Regions from separate parts of the Mus musculus genome. Here region 2 is linked to region 1. A link is a contact called in ENCODE Hi-C or POLR2A ChIA-PET data. All regions are on one chromosome and are shown on one strand. The core of a region is the stretch at or near the end of the contact, and the rest is flanking DNA. Distances in the headings are between cores, read along the strand shown.

Evidence for each region. A loop is a pair of places that touch in the nucleus more often than their neighbours do. ChIA-PET counts read pairs that join two places held with the same protein, here RNA polymerase II (POLR2A).
Region 2: a loop to region 1 is called in a map of left cerebral cortex, with 5 times the contacts of the local background. The contact joins the promoter of Wdfy2 here to the enhancer-like site in region 1. A Hi-C loop is called at or near these places in 15 of 37 maps with a recorded cell type or tissue (T-helper 17 cell, T-helper 2 cell, adrenal gland and 3 more). POLR2A ChIA-PET finds 5 or more read pairs at or near these places in 2 of 5 experiments (Patski and embryonic stem cell).

Annotation. Positions count from the first base shown.
Region 1 is chr14:62,875,963-62,883,539 of GRCm38, forward strand. All of the region lies in intron 1 of Wdfy2 (WD repeat and FYVE domain containing 2), which reads left to right. Among named protein-coding and RNA genes, the nearest start is that of Mir6541, 14 kb to the left of the region's middle. Within about 2 kb of position 3,701, at least 3 of the 3 ENCODE cell types and tissues checked have a DNase peak (open chromatin) inside an H3K27ac peak, as active enhancers do; they include gastrocnemius, heart and left cerebral cortex, where a contact is called at or near this core.
Region 2 is chr14:62,834,610-62,842,186 of GRCm38, forward strand. Wdfy2 (WD repeat and FYVE domain containing 2) reads left to right here and starts at 3,081. Exons shown (of 12, transcript NM_175546.4): 1 at 3,081-3,448. The coding sequence starts at 3,312. It overlaps Gm26536 (predicted gene, 26536), which reads right to left and starts at 3,922. Exons shown (of 2, transcript NR_168886.1): 1 at 3,516-3,922; 2 at 2,292-3,411. It overlaps Mir8098 (microRNA 8098), which reads left to right and starts at 3,112; the gene lies at 3,112-3,248.

The sequences.
Region 1 (7,577 bases), core at 2,451-4,950:
TCCCAGCCTGTTGCAGTTACTTCCTAATCTAGGGGCTTGAGTGACTCTACCAGAAACCCAGTGCTTGTGTCTGTCATGAAAGAGAGCAGGCACATGTTCAAAGGGATTAGATTATGTAATGCGGAGTCTTGGATTATTTCATGTCACATAGTGTTTTGCAGTTGGGAGAAGTCCTTTTTCTAAGGATTTATGGACAGTGCTGTAGAAATAGACATTTTCAGTTCTCTCTGCTTCCAGGAAGCCTGTACCATGGTGCTCTGCTCTGCTCTGCTGTTTGCCACTGTCATAGAAGTATACTGAGAAGTTCTGATGTCTCTGAAAACTTAACATTTTCATTTCTAGTGGAAGAATTTGGTATTATGTACAAATTCCTTAATATATGGGTACATATATTAGATAATTAGCAGTAACAGGTCAGAGTCTTAAAAATATAACCCATGCAAGATTTGTCACTCTGTAGAAGCACAGAATCTGTTATCTAAAAGATATATTTGTCTGTGAACTACTTGTTAATATCAACAAAGGATATTAAGCCAACTCAAATTGCTAAGTGGATGGCAAGTGCTTAGTACCACTAGAATAAATGTCCAGTCCACTACAATTTTCTCATTTATAATTTCTGTACTCCCAGAAGAGGGTGTTTATACAGTTATATATAGTTGTTGATAAGAATCAAGAGCTCAGATAATCTGGAAGCAATTTTTTGTGAATAAGCTCAAACATATGCAAGACCCAAATATAGTGCCATCATTTGTACCCATTATGTAATGTCATCTGTCTGTTGTTAGTTGCAACTCGGTCACTTTGTGTAGGTTTCTTTTAGCTGGAGAAGTTCTTGGGTGCTTCTATGAAGTTGAGGGTTCCAGTCAGCCCGGCTTTGCTTTTGTTCCTGTGTTGCCTGAGAGCAGTGTAAGATAGGATAGTGGAGACTTTTTCAGATGATGCAATTAGATTTTGCACTGATCGCCTCTTTTTAAAGAAATCTTATCTCCAGACAGGTTTCCTTTGCCAGCAGCTTTTCTCAGGGTGGGGTTTATTGTTACTCACCAGCACACCTCAAGCTCACCCTTGAGACCTCCATTAAGCATCTTGAGCAGACTTTGCCGTTGCTTCTGTATTCAAACCAGTGTGCCATTAAATGGGTTCCGGGGGGCCTTCAGAGTCTAACAGACGCTCTTAGGGCTAAAACTTGGAGGTAAATTATTACAAACCTTTCCATGGCTTGGGTTTGGGATCTGTGGTTGCTTACTCGAGAACACATTGGCAGGGTTGGTTGGTTTGGTTGGTTTTGGTTTTTTGGTGTACACTCCTCCTTTCCTGGTATTGATGGCTTCTGTCAGGTCGTCCTCTGTCACACTGCTTCAACTCACTGAGCTGTCTGTTCTCATAGTTCTCTCTTGGAAGAGACTTTGTGTTTTGTTTTGTGTTGCCTATGTTTTCTTGTTTTTAAAATACGGGTTACTAAACCTGTTATAGTAAGCTTACAGACTAGAACAATTCCTTCTTCCTTCCTGTACCCCAGTTGTTACGACTGTCAAAGGCAGTATTTGGAAATATCCCCTGTCATGATCAACCGAGGTTCAGAAACTCTTTTTGTCCCTTCTTTCTTAGGGCATCATATCTAATTCTTCCAGCCCATGTTTCAGTTGAATTTAATGCTGCCCTGCTCTGCAGTGACCAAGTGGGTTCTGCTATCCACTCTCAGCCAGGATGGCTTTGGGCCCCTGGACTTGCTGTTGTATTCTGAATGCTATGTTATTGGCAACTCTCTGAAGATAGCAATTCTAGGAAGGTAGTTATTCCACTGAGTTGTATTTAGTTAGGTTTTTTAAAGACAGGATCTCTCTAGCTGGCCTGCAGTTTTGTACATAGATCAAGCTGGCTGTGGACTTACAGTGATCCTCCTGCCTCTACTTCCTGAGTGCAGGGATTACAGCTGTATGCCATTTACTTATTTGTTTTTATTTTTTACCACACATACCCACCTGCAGTTTTAAGTGTATGTTTTAGGTGACTTTACATAGATAACCAGCATTGTAAAGGCAGCAGCACCATTTCCTTCCGGAACATTTTCATCATCAGAAAGAACCTGAGAGCAGTTGGCTCCACGTGCAGATCTGGGGCACTGACAGCCAGGACACTCTGAGTCGATTTTCTTGCTGCGCAGTGTTCCATGAAGCTCCTCTGGAGCCTTCATTCCATGCCTGCCACTGTCCCAGGTAACAGGAATATACTGGCATGATAAAACAGACCATTCTCCTGACTGGGTGGAACCAGGGACAATATTTAAATATAGACCTTTCCTCCCTTCATGATGTCAGAGCTTTCCCTCTGGGCGGTGCTGATAAGCACAAGTGGCTCTCTTAGGGCCAAGGTTTCCACTCTTTCTTTTGCTGTGAGGGTTCCTGAGAGGACAGATGACACGGCTAATATCCAGGACTCTGCCGGCCTCTGATCCCTGTCACAGCACTCCTGCTCCTCACTGTATCAAAATACGTTTATTTCCTCTTTATTTTTTGTTTTTCTTTTCCTTTTATATATTCACTTAACCTTTTGAAAGCAAGTTCCCTGTGTTAAATACTGTATGTGGTAAAAATATCAGTATTATAACATGTAAATCCAGACATATATTTAAGAATTAAATATAAAAATACTCAAGAAAAATTTGCAGAGTTGTCAGAGGGCTCCTTGTCTGCCAGGTGGACAGCCTTGCTGATCAGTGCTGGCAGCTGATACCATGTCCTCACGGAGACTTGTGCAAGGTGCAGGGTGATCCTGGAGCTTCACTTTGCCTGAGGAGCCCCAAAGGCCTCAAATGGGGGTTCTTCAAAGAGAAGTAATATGCAGAAACACCACAAGTAGGAGGGTGTCCCAGAAGCCAGAAGCCCAAAGCAGTGAGGGTCACACCCACCACTAAAGTCAGATCACAGCTTGAAGGAACAGACCACATAAAGGCTAGATCACAGCACAGGGGCAGTTTGTAGACGTGGCTACTGCTTACTACCACGGCTACTCAGTAAAGCCCACGAGGCTTCCTCCAGGGCCCTGACTGACATCCAGGACTCTGGCCAGAGAACCTGCTTCTGTGTTCTAGTACTTGCTCACATTAAAACAGCACACAGTAGAAACAGGAAAAAAAAATCTACTTACGATATTGCCCAAAAACTGGAGCTAGAAAAAGTCTTAGCCTGTATCTACTTGTCCACAGCACCATTCCAGTTTACAGTCAGGGTGGCAGGGAAACTCAGCAGCACTGGGCATGCTCACAGTGACCCAGTTAGCAGAGCTGGACCAAGGGTTTATTCCTACTCCCATCATGGCACTTCCTGTAGGAACCCTAAACCTCATTGCATGAGTGCGGTTGTCTTCCTCGTGTGTGCACTTGTCATATGGGTCCCCTTATCTTCATTTTTAGGGTCTGTTTTATCCATTTAAAAGTACTTTCAAAGCTGACAACCATGCCACTTGCATGTGTTTTTTTGTAACCAACGTAAACTGTTAAGCTTCTCCCAGAACCTTTTTACTTTGGAGGAAGAGAGACATGCCTCAGGTGGTTAAAATGCCCAGGGGAGGTGGCTGTCATGTGTACACCTCCCTGGCTCCTGTGTGACTTCAAAGGCTGATAATGTTTGCTGAGCAGTAAGTAATTCCACTCAAGCCGGGGATGCCTGCTGGGCTGTAGCGCACTACATGTTTTCTTCAGCCACCAACAGATGGGGCCCGTGAGAGAGAGTTGCTGCATCTGAGAACATTCCGGTGTCTGTGAGTCAGCAAAGCTGTGTGTGAATCTTTTATAGTAAGCTTCTTGATTAGAAGCATTGAACTGTGTGGAAGAAGGGACCAGGGACTGAGTGGCACCAACTTGAACTGCCTTTATGCTCTGGAAGCTTCTGGGCACCAAAAATATATTGGGCATTGATGAAGATCGGATTTAGTTTATTTGCTGTGTGAGCTGAATGTGCCCTTAGGAATGGCATGGTGGTCAGAAATCTACTAAGCAAAGAGAGAGCTTTCTTCTTTAATCTTTCACCTACACTTTCTCAGAATCTCTGTAGTTGTCCTTTTCATTTGAAACATTTTGTATCCCTTAAACAAATTACTATAAAAACTACCAGAAGGCATTGCCTGACATCCCATTGCTTAAACTTTCCCTACTAGCAGATTGCTAGGGGGAGGTTCCTGGCCCGAGTATTGCTGCTGCAGTGACTAATCTATTGGAGAGGCATTCCCTAGAAATCCAGATCTACCACACACAATGGAATTTGTTCTCTACCCCTCACCCCAAGTTACTTCAGTGATACAAAAACAATTGTCCTCAGGGAAATGAGGCTCGTTGCCATGGTAACTAATGAAGGTTGCTTCATTCTCAGGCACATTTTTTAAAGCCTAGATTTCAACATGGATAGACCATTTTTTTCCAGTAGCTTAGCAACCTGTGGTACAATGTTTGTTGACACCCTTAGCCCTCCTTTTTCCTCCTCAGGAAAAAAAAAAAAGAGCTCTGAAGATAGTATTTCATTGTGTGGTTACTGTGAATTTGGCGTAGTTCTTAAGCATGTTGTTGACAGTGCCCTGACTTTCTAGATCTCAAATCAGGGCACATTCTGTGTGCTCTTCAGTGACCTACCCTGTGGTTTTCTTCCATACCCCTTGGCTAGGTGAACAGTTGATGCTATTCAGGGGGCCGCACAGCAGCCTTCTCTTTCTTACTTACTGATCTCAGCACTGTTCAGCCCAGCTCACACCTCACAATGAATACCAGGTAGGTGGACAGCCCAGATTGAACTGTCCAAGGTAAACACTGCCTTCCATAGAAATATCACTTACTAGTGAAAAGCGCCACTGCTCACAGATACCCACAGCCAGCCAGCATCCAGGGCTGATGAAACACTTCCCAACTGCTAAAAACCAACACCATCCTTGTGGTTTCAGACCCTTGGCTTGCTCTCTCCCTACCCCTCTTCCTCACCCTCTTGCTCTGTTAGATTGGGATTGATCAAGGCAACATGGAAATAAAAGGAAGAGTAAACCAACCTCAGCAGAACAGATGAAGAGCGCCGGTCTCTCCGTGGTAGTGGGGTCTATGGCTCAGGTACAGGGGCTTGCGGCTTTATAGGACAGAAGGGGGAACTTTTGCGGGGGAAGTTTTATCAGTGGATGTGTCCCTTATAGGTCCAAGGCTAAATGGGTTCAGCAGATGTCCTGGATGTTGGCTGTCTTCTCAGGCAGGTGCTCCTATCCCTGTGTGGAGTCCTTCTCTGCTGTCTCAAGTTCCTTGTTTTAGTTATTAACCCTTCACTGGGGATCTGGAGAGGGATTGTACAAGTTAGACAGTGTTCTGCCACTCAGCAAAACCCCCAGTTATTTTACCCCCCCCTTTTTTTGCCTGGTGTAAGTTGAAGTTTCTGGAGGTAGTAGGGGGGTGGCGAGAAAGCAGGGTTTGTGTTAGTGCTTGAATCACTGATAAATTTTTGTGACTGTGGATGGTTAGAATATTGCAGATCCAGAGCCAGTTATCTGGGGACGGCTTTTAAGTCTCTTTGAAAGTTTTTTACTGCCCACTTCTGTGTCTGGCCTGATAACCTTTGAACTAGCTCTTAAACCTTTGACACATACTATTTTTTTTAATGTTTTCACTAGCATATACTAATTATACATAATAGACATCATTGTATCATTTTCATACATATTCATAATTATTTTGCCATCTCTTGTCATTGTCTACCCCTTTCCTCTTTAAGCATCTTCTTAGCAGAGCACTAGCTTCCTCCAGTAAGCTAAGGATGTCATCAGTTTGTGGTTCCCACCAGTGAATTGTGTTTGGCCTGGCTTATGGCTTTGTTTTGCTCAGTAACTAAAAAAGCTCAAGTATTTACTGACAGTGTAGAACATGCTATTTGGTATAGCCCAAATTCCTGTTCACAGATTGTGGCCTCTCATGATTGGCTCAGAATAAATTACCCCTTATTCCTTTGAGGAGACAGCAGACCAGTTGCTGTAGGGTAACCAGGACTTTCCCTGGCTTCCCACAAACAAACAAACAATTGAGTTTTGTTTTTTTTTTTTTTTTCCTCTGGATCCTTATTCTAAGTAGCCTCTCCAGCCCTCTGGGCCCTTCTGGCTGGTCTTTTACACATTGCTGCTGCTCACTAGGACGCCCCCCTCCCGGGCTGTCCATTTGCTCCCCTATCAGGAGCACACTCCCATTCCCTCTCCACTTTGTCTGCCTAAGTTGGGACTCTGTACTCAGCATGCTGCCATAGTCTTTAGGCCTTACCTCACTTACTGTAGTCCTGTCACCTGCTGGGCAATCCCCAGGCATCCCTGGGCATCCGTGCAGCTCCTCCCCTCCTGTGTTCAACAGGGATGCTGTCTCCTTCCCCAGCACACTGACCTCTACTGGCTTAAACCTGCCTCGGAGGTCTTCTTTGCTTCTCTTCCTTCATCCCCTACACCACCCTCCTCCCAAAGCTCATTTATTTTATGTGTATGGGTATTTCATCTGCCAGAAGAGGGTGTCAGAGTCCCTGGAACAGAGTTACAAATGACTGTGAGCCATCATCATGGGGATGCTGAGAGTTGAACCTGAGTCCTATGCAAGAATCCCTGTTAAAAAAATAAAGATAGGGCCTTTGGGTTTTGTTTTTTTGTTTGTTTGGTCAAAAAAAAAAAAAAAAATCCAAAAAACAAAGCCACTTTCCCCGGGTAGATGAAGCTCACAGAAAACTCAACAGAGATCCTTCTGTTTCTGCCTCTGAGCTGAGATGAAAGGCATCAGTGACCATGGCTGGCCCTCCCTATCCTTTTCCTTTTCTTCCCTTCCCTGCCCTTTCATATCTTGATGCTGGGCAACAGCCCTTGGCTTTGCACATTGCTCATGCAAGCACAGGGATCTATATCCCTGACCGTAGTTGATAGTCTTCTGAAAAATGTTCTCAAGGAAAAAGGTTTGCACTTACTGTTAAAAACTTTCTGTATTGTTTTTAAAAATATGATTTCCAGAAAAATTAAATCCTGTGTTAGGTTTATTTTGCTTTTTTTTCTGGTGCCATTAAATAAATCATTAGGTTATTGGCTAGTGTGTCTAACACAGATATTGAATGCCATAATTTCCCATCTGAACTTTGACTTCACTTCCTAGGTTTTGCTATGCTTGCTTTCAATTCAGCTTATCTTACAGTGTTTTCTAATTTTCCTAACAGTTCCCCACCACCACATTGTAACTTTTTTCCACCATTCCTTGTGTTGCTGATTTTAGCTTCATTCCATGGTGGATAGACAGATGCATGTCAGATGTGTGTCCTGCCATTGAGGTATGGTGTGCCTGTAGATCACACTGATTGATTGTGTAACTTGGGCCTATAACTTTCTCTTTGATCCTGTCTAGTTGCTTTATCTGTAGTTGAAAGTTCTATAGGGATGCATTGTATTAGCTTGTGCTTGTCTTAATTTTTCCATCATTTATGGGAGAGGTTTGGAAAATACAGGTTTTAAGTTTATTTTTTTTGTAAATTTTTTTCGGGTTTTGTAAAATATGGTTTTGTACAATATTTGCCTCCTTTCCCTACCTCTTCCCA
Region 2 (7,577 bases), core at 1,831-4,330, 42 kb before region 1:
ACAAAGATCCACTGCCACAGGCCAGGGCTTAGAATGCATGTTTTTCTAGTGTTCTTGACTGAAATGCAAGGTATTCTTCTGTAGAAGCATGCTTTCTCATGGTGCTCATATACTGTAGAGAGTTTGAAAGCAAGTCTTCGAGTAAGCAATATATAATTGAACTGGTAAGAAAACTCAAGTCTCAAACTGAATCCTAAGCTGACTTACAAAATGAAAGGCACGGTTACCTTTAATTTCTTATCCCCAGCCTTGTGATGTTTGAAAAGCTGAGGCTTTCACAGCAGGGTGGTCTGCCCTGATGCCTGACCCAAGCCCCACACTAGTAATCCATTTCTCTCCTTTGCCTTGAGAGAAAGGTGTTGCCTCCACCCTCTTTTCTTTAATTTCTTCCAATTCCTTCTGTCTTTCTCTCATTCTGTGTAACGGTTCTTTACTAGATACAGGGACATTCCTCTAAAACATCTTCATCTCTTCCTCCTCCTTTTATAACTATTTTATAACTAGGATCATCCGCCCATAACTTAGAGGTGGAGAAGACAGGGCTTAAGCAGTTTCAGCAATTTGCTTCAGGGCACCTTGTGAAGTCCTCACGCACCATCTCATTCCTTTGGTGTGAAACACCAATTCCTTTACCTCCACAGCCCTTTGTATCTTTCCTCAGTTGCCACAGATTTGGCCCTTGCTCCTAAATTCCTTCTTGAATTTAGGTTGGTGTACAGCTAGCCATTACTTAACTTCTATTTATGACTGACCCACTACCTCTGTGGGTCTCAGAATGCTGTATGCAGCTGAATTTCTGGGTATTTCATCATTTCATCAGATGACTCCGAGGCCCCAGGTCCCCACCCAGTCTTTTTTTTTGGGGGGGGGGAGGGGGTTCGAGACAGAGTTTCTTTGTGTAGCCCTGTCCTGGAACTCACTCTGTAGACCAGGCTGGTCTTGAACTCAGAAATCCGCCTGCCTCTGCCTCCCAAGTGCTGGGATCAAAGGTGTGTGCCACCACTGCCCGGCCCACCCAGTCTTTTATTACCAGTTTTGCTTGTGGAATGTGCCAGAAAAAAAATACATACTGTTTGTTACTAAAATGGTTTGTGGAGTCTCCTGTGACCCTGGCTTTCTTTGTCTGACAGACACCCTTTCATAATTGGCCATCAAAGACTGAGAAGTTGATCTAAAAGAAGTCATTTTAATCCAGTTATTAAAAATAGCCTTGGGGGCTGGAGAGATGGCTCAGCGGTTAAGAGCACTGACTGCTCTTCTGAAGGTCCTGAGTTCAAATCCCAGAAACCACATGGTGGCTCACAATTATCTGTGGTGAGATCGGATGCCCTCTTCTGGTCTGTCTGAAGATAGCTACAGTGTACTTACATATAATAAGTAAATAAATCTTTAAAAGAAAAAGACGTTTATTTAAAAAAAAATAGCCTTGGTAGTAGGTTATAAAAGATGGTTTAGCAACTAAGATTACTTGTTAGAGGACCTGGGTTTAAATCCAAGCACCCATATTGTAGCTCACAATAGGTTGTAAATACAGTTTCAGGGGGTCCACTTCTTCTGACCTTGCTGGGCTCCCGCACACATGCGGTACACATATTGGCACTCAGGCACACACACACACACACACACACACACACACACACACACACACAAACACAAACACACTATAAAATAAAGAAAAAATAGTTCTCTTGGGCCTGTAGAGATGACTTAGCAGTTAAGAGAACTGGACACTCTTCCAGAACTACATTTGACTCACAGCACCCACTTAGAGCTCACAACTTTCCATAACTCCAGTTCCAGGGATCCAGGCACACACCTGGCGAACAGACATACATGAACGGAAGACAGCCTTCTGACTGCTTTATTCCTTTCTCTCTCAATTCTGTACAAACACTAGTCTGATTATTTCACGTAAGTGGAATCATAAAATAAACGGTCCTCTATGATTAGTTCCTTTCATTTAGCATTTTGCTTTCAAGGTTCGCCTTGCTTTGCTATGCTAATGGAAATCACAGATATCTAGTACCCCACCGTTTCTTTTGGACCTGACAGTAGCAATGTTTATCCTTTGAAGCAATACTACATTCCCCCCCCCCCAAAAGAGACTGTTTTACATCCCCACCTGAATTGTAAAGGAGTTCCAATTTCCCCATAGCCCAGTCAACATTTTATTCTCCTTATTACAGTCATTCTATATTATATTGTGATTGTATTTATTAACTGTCCGTTGTCACTGGAAAAGCAAAAATGTTCAATTGCTAGGGATTGGAAACAAGACTGGACAAAAAGACTTAGGTTCAAGTGTGAGTCCTTTATTCATAATACAAAGAGAAGATTGATACCATGATCTCTAAACTCCCTCAAAGAAGCTTGTATGAGAGTCTCTTCTTCCTCTACCCTCATATCTCACTAAAACCGGTGGCAGTGTGACCCCGAGAGAAGTCTTGCTCAGCAGGGCTTGCTCTTTAGTTCTCCCTCTTAGATACTACACTATTTCTGCCTCTGACTTGGGCAATAACCCACAGAAGGCGCAGAGTTTCGTTTGCCCACATCTCTCCTGGGCTGAGAAGTGGGCGTTACTGCTTTCTAGAACAAGGACGTCGAGGATGGAGGAAACTACAACCCCCAAGAGTCCACGCGGTGCTGGCAAGAGCCGTTTCTCTACGGCCGACAGCACAGCGCCCTCTCCGGTGTGTTATTGTTAAAACTTAGCGGTGAGTCATCTGCGCGCATGCACACTCACGTCCCAACTAGTTTAGCCTCTATCCTTCCTGCAGGCGCTTTTCCGGTGCGGCTGACGTAGGCTTTTCCCCGCCCCCAGAGTCTGGAGAGGGTGGGGCTCTGGGCACGCGCATTCACAGATTTTTTTTTTTATGAGGGAGGGGACAAAGCTTTGGGTGTGGAAGGGAAAGTAAAGGACTGCGGGGCGCATGCGTCCTGACAGCACTGCGGGCCTCGGTTACTTACGGGCGGCGGGGCGGAAGTGGCTCCTGGACTGACGCACGCGCATTGGCTGCTAGTGCCCATCCTCCGGAAGTGGGTTGGCCGCCTTGCGACAGGGCCCCGCCCCGCCCCGCCCCCTGCTCCCCGCCCCCTACTCTCTTAGGTGGCGCCGGCTTGCGGCTAGTGTGGCGGCGGTGTTGGTTTTGGAAGCCAGAGCGGGCACATTCCCTGGACAGGCGGCAGGGCTATGGTCGCTGGCTCCCAAAGGCCCGCTCCGCTTCGCAGCCCGATCCTGAGCGCAAGCCTGAGCGTTCTCTTCAGCCAAGTCCCCCGGCGCGTTCGGCTGCTCCCCGGGCGCGCCCCCTCCGATGGCGGCGGAGATCCAGCCCCAGCCACTGACCCGCAAGCCGATCCTGCTGCAGCGGGTCGAGGGGTCGCAGGAGGTGGTCAACATGGCGGTGATTGTACCTAAAGAAGAGGGTGTCATCAGCGTCTCGGAGGACAGGTACTGACTGCTTGTCCCCGTGCCGCGCGGAGGTCCGGCCCTGGCTTGGTGGGAGGGTAGACCGCACCTACTGGTTCAGTTCCCAGCGCGGTGGCCTTGGCCTCAGCAACTGGTCCCTGGCGGAGTCCGAGTGGCCCTTGGGTTAACAGTGCAGGAGACACCAGACCTGGTCCAGTTTTGGGGATGGGAAGGGCAGAGGGAGAAGCCGCCCAGCTTTGCAGGTGTTTTAGCTTAAAGGACCCTCCATGCACCGGGATGATTTGGAGGCGCTGCTAGTTGGTCCATTGTTTGGTTACCCAAACGAGAAAGGGAACGTATTTTCTTTCTTCTATACGGTTCACCGAATCTGTGTATCTCCAGGACATCTTTCACCGAACCCAAGGACTTATTAAATTGTGAAGAGAGTAACTTTGGGCTTCTGCGTGTGGCGCCTTCCTTTCCTAAAAGTTTATGTCTTGGAGCTCAAGGGGAAGTGACTGGAAGTTGCAAGGGATCACTTTTGCAGACAACTGCTTGAGTTCCTTCCCTTTGCCTACTTCCTTTCCAAGATTGCTTAATTAGCAGAAGTAGCTCTGGTTCTGCCTTCAGGATTCCCCTTTTGCGCTGTGTTTTTGATTTCCAGAGGAATGCCGCTTGAATATAGGGGATAGGGTAAGATATCTGAAATTACTATTTGGGTAATATCTACAAGCATTTTAAAATCAGTTGTAGCGTGGCAGAGGTATGTAACTGTCTGGGTTCTTAGCTTCAGACAGGCAGTTAGGTTTTCTTATTATAAGTTAGTATCATGCCGAGGTAGAGTTATTCTGTGACTCTTAAAATTGCAAAGATAAAGCAAAAAGTGCTCACTTAAAAAAAAATCGTTTCAGCACCTAATGTAAATTCAAACATTTTTTACTTGATTTGTTTCTTAGGTTCTTGAATATAAAGGAAGAGTGTATTGCATGTGTATATTGCATATCGACCTCTGCATCATTCTTGATATGCATGGCGCCTACTTCATTTCCTATGCAGATCTGTGGGGAAACATTGCGAACATATGCTAATGGCAGTCAGTCCAGGAAGAACTGAAGAAACTGAGTGACGTGGATGTGGGAGCCGTTAGAGATTCATAAAGAAGTCTTATGACAGTGTTTAATTTTTTCCTTTGGTGCAACATGCTTAGACTGCATTAGACTGTTTCTGGGCTTAAAATTTGTCATCAAAGGATTATCTTTCTGGAATATTTTCTATAAAATATATTGAAGGAATATGTTGATAACTTCCCCTTTCCATTACTAGAGATGAGATTGATTCCCGATTTGTAAGCAATTCTTTAGTTCATTAAACTCAATCGGAGGAGGAGGAGAAAGGTTGTCCAGACCTCAGCTCCATGCTATTAGTTTAGAAACGTCTGATTCCCATTTCAATGTATTTTCCTTGAAGGAAACAACTTTAGTGGAGGTAATGTTCCATGTCTAGAGAAGCTAAAGTATATGTGCAGAAAAGTGAAGAGCACGTCTCGGTTCATCGTCGCACAAAGGAAGTGCAGTGCCTAATGATCTCTCACTTCCCTGGTTTGCAGTGTACATAACAGAATTTGTCTTACTGTGGAGTTACCGGGAATCGGGCCCCTGCAGTAATGCTGGGTCCTTGTCTCTGTAAATTTTGTTACTCAGGTTGACAAGTCTCTGCTTCTTCGGGTCAATCAACCATGAATGTAGCTGTTTTAAGGCAGTTTTAGATATGGCTTGCCCTAAAAGAAAGAATTGATCTGTGTTCTTACTTTTCAAAGGCAATGTTAGTGCCGCTTGATATAATGCTAAAGATAGGAAGATGGAGTATTGATTTTCATCAACACTTGCAAAACCATTACCATTAGCTGCTTTGCCAGTTCGTTACTGAACCATGAGGGTCAGCTACAAATAGTGCGCTGTAGCATTTTACTTAGGAAATCCTAGTTCCCTTTCTCCGTTCAGACTCATTGGAGCCTTTATCTGCACCTTTGAGAAAGCTTAATATTTTTGTTTTAAGCAGTGATATACCTATGTTATGTCTGTTTTGTCTTCTGTGAGGCCTCTAGGAAGCGTTGTGTCCTTTACTGACTAAGGAGCTACATAGTACCTGGCACACAGGAGTCCCTCATTACTTGTTTTATCAGTGACTGATGTAGGACCTCCCTCCACCCCATTTCTAAGAATCCAGTACTTAACTATTCTGGATTCATTGATGTTTGCTGAGTGAGTATTTGGATGACTTGTGAAAACCTTATGTAGACAAGTAGACCTTCGTGGGGGAAGTATTGGACTAGGTGGCCTTAGACACGTTCAAACTGAGAATTCAAGCATTGCTTCAGTCATCCCAGCAGACAGTAAAGTTTCTAGTGTGTTCTCATCGTGTGTGTGTGTGTGTGTGTGTGTGTGTGTGTGCGCGCGCACGTGCGCGCGCGTGTGCATTTGTGCGAATGGGTGACAGCGATGTTAATGACCAAGTCTTTTCAAGGTGCTTACATAGTTGAGTAGCAGAAATTTTAGAGTATAGGTTTTGTTTTGTGTATGTGTGTGGTGCTAGGGATGGAACTCTGAAGTCTGGACATGCTAGGTAAGCACTCTCTACCCCTGAGTCACACCCCCTGGCCGAGAATATTATGTAATAAAACCGTTACATTTAAGATAGAGTGTTGAAAAGAGAACTTTCTGGTGGGGAAGAGTGACTGGGCTCCAGCCCCTGTTGTTCTCCTTTCCTCTGGAGGATTGTTACACTTGCCGTACGTTTTCCTTCCCGGGCTTCTCTCACTAGCAAGCTGGTGGTTCTCAAATCTTCAAGCTAAAGAGTAGGTTTCACGTTCACTGTGGCACAGTTGGGACAACTTGGCACTTTACTTGATATCGAAGGAAGAAACAGAAAATAAGAAAGCTGTCTGCCCTGGTGGAGAACCTGTTCCCACAACTCGCTGACCTTGCAGAGCCTTTGGTTGTAACTAGGTTCCAGTTACAAAGGCTCCACCAAATTGTGGGATCTAAGGTCCCTCGCTTCCCTGCTTCTTTTCAGGCTGCCCTTTCTAGGCTAATGGTTTTCAGTGGTCCTTGTGTAAGAGCTTCATCCAGCTTGGGGAGCTGGCTCAGTGGTTAAGGGCACTTGCTGTTCTTGCAGAGGACCCTGGTTTGATTCTCAGCACCCACATGGTGGCTCTCTACCGCCTATAACTCCTGTTCCAGTGGAGAAATGGATCTGGTGCACATACATATATGCAGGCAAAACACTAATGCATACATACAAAATAAAAATAAATAGCCAGTCAGTGGTGGTGCATGCCTTTAATCCCAGCAGTCGGGAGCCAGAGGCAGGCAAATCTCTGAGTTTTGAGGCCAGCCCAGTCTAGAAGGAGTTTCAGGACAGCCAGGGCTACACAGAGAAACTCTGTCTTGAAAAACCAAACTAAATATTGAAAAAGAGGAGAAAAGTAGGTTGAAAAAAGAGCACCATCACAGACCTATGCGCTCTGTTTTGATCAAGACTTTGTAATTTACAAGGGATGTTTTGTTTAGTAGAATCTTAGGTGAAGAAAGCCCAGGTATGACCCAGCCCTGTCAGATGTTTATCTTTGGTCTAGGTTAGGTTTCTATGGCTGTAATAAAGACCACAACCCAAAGCAGCTTGGGGAAGATCGGGTTTATTTGAAGCATGAAGTCAGGACTAGGACCTAGAGGTAGCACTTAAAGCAGAGGCCATGGGGGAATGCTGCTTACTGGCTTGCTCTCTCCAAAGCTTGCTCAACCTGCTTCCTTACACAGCTCAGGACCTGCCCACAGGCATCACATGCACAGTGGGCTGGGCCCTTCACACCAACCATTAATTAAGAAAATGCCATCACAGAGTTGCCCACAGGCCAGACTGGTGGAGGCATTTTATCAATTGAGGATCTCTTTTCCCAGATGACTGTAGCCTGTGTCAAGTTGACAAACTACTCAGCACCCCTTCCTATGTTCATTATATACACACTTTAACCCAAGACAGCTCTCTTACCATACAGAGTCTCTGTGGTTAGGAGCAAGGTTAAGACTGGAGCAGCCTATGCTGGTCACTCTGCTCTGAGTATTGCCATACTGCAGGGAATGTGGAGGACGAGTGGCTCTAGAGGAGTAACTAA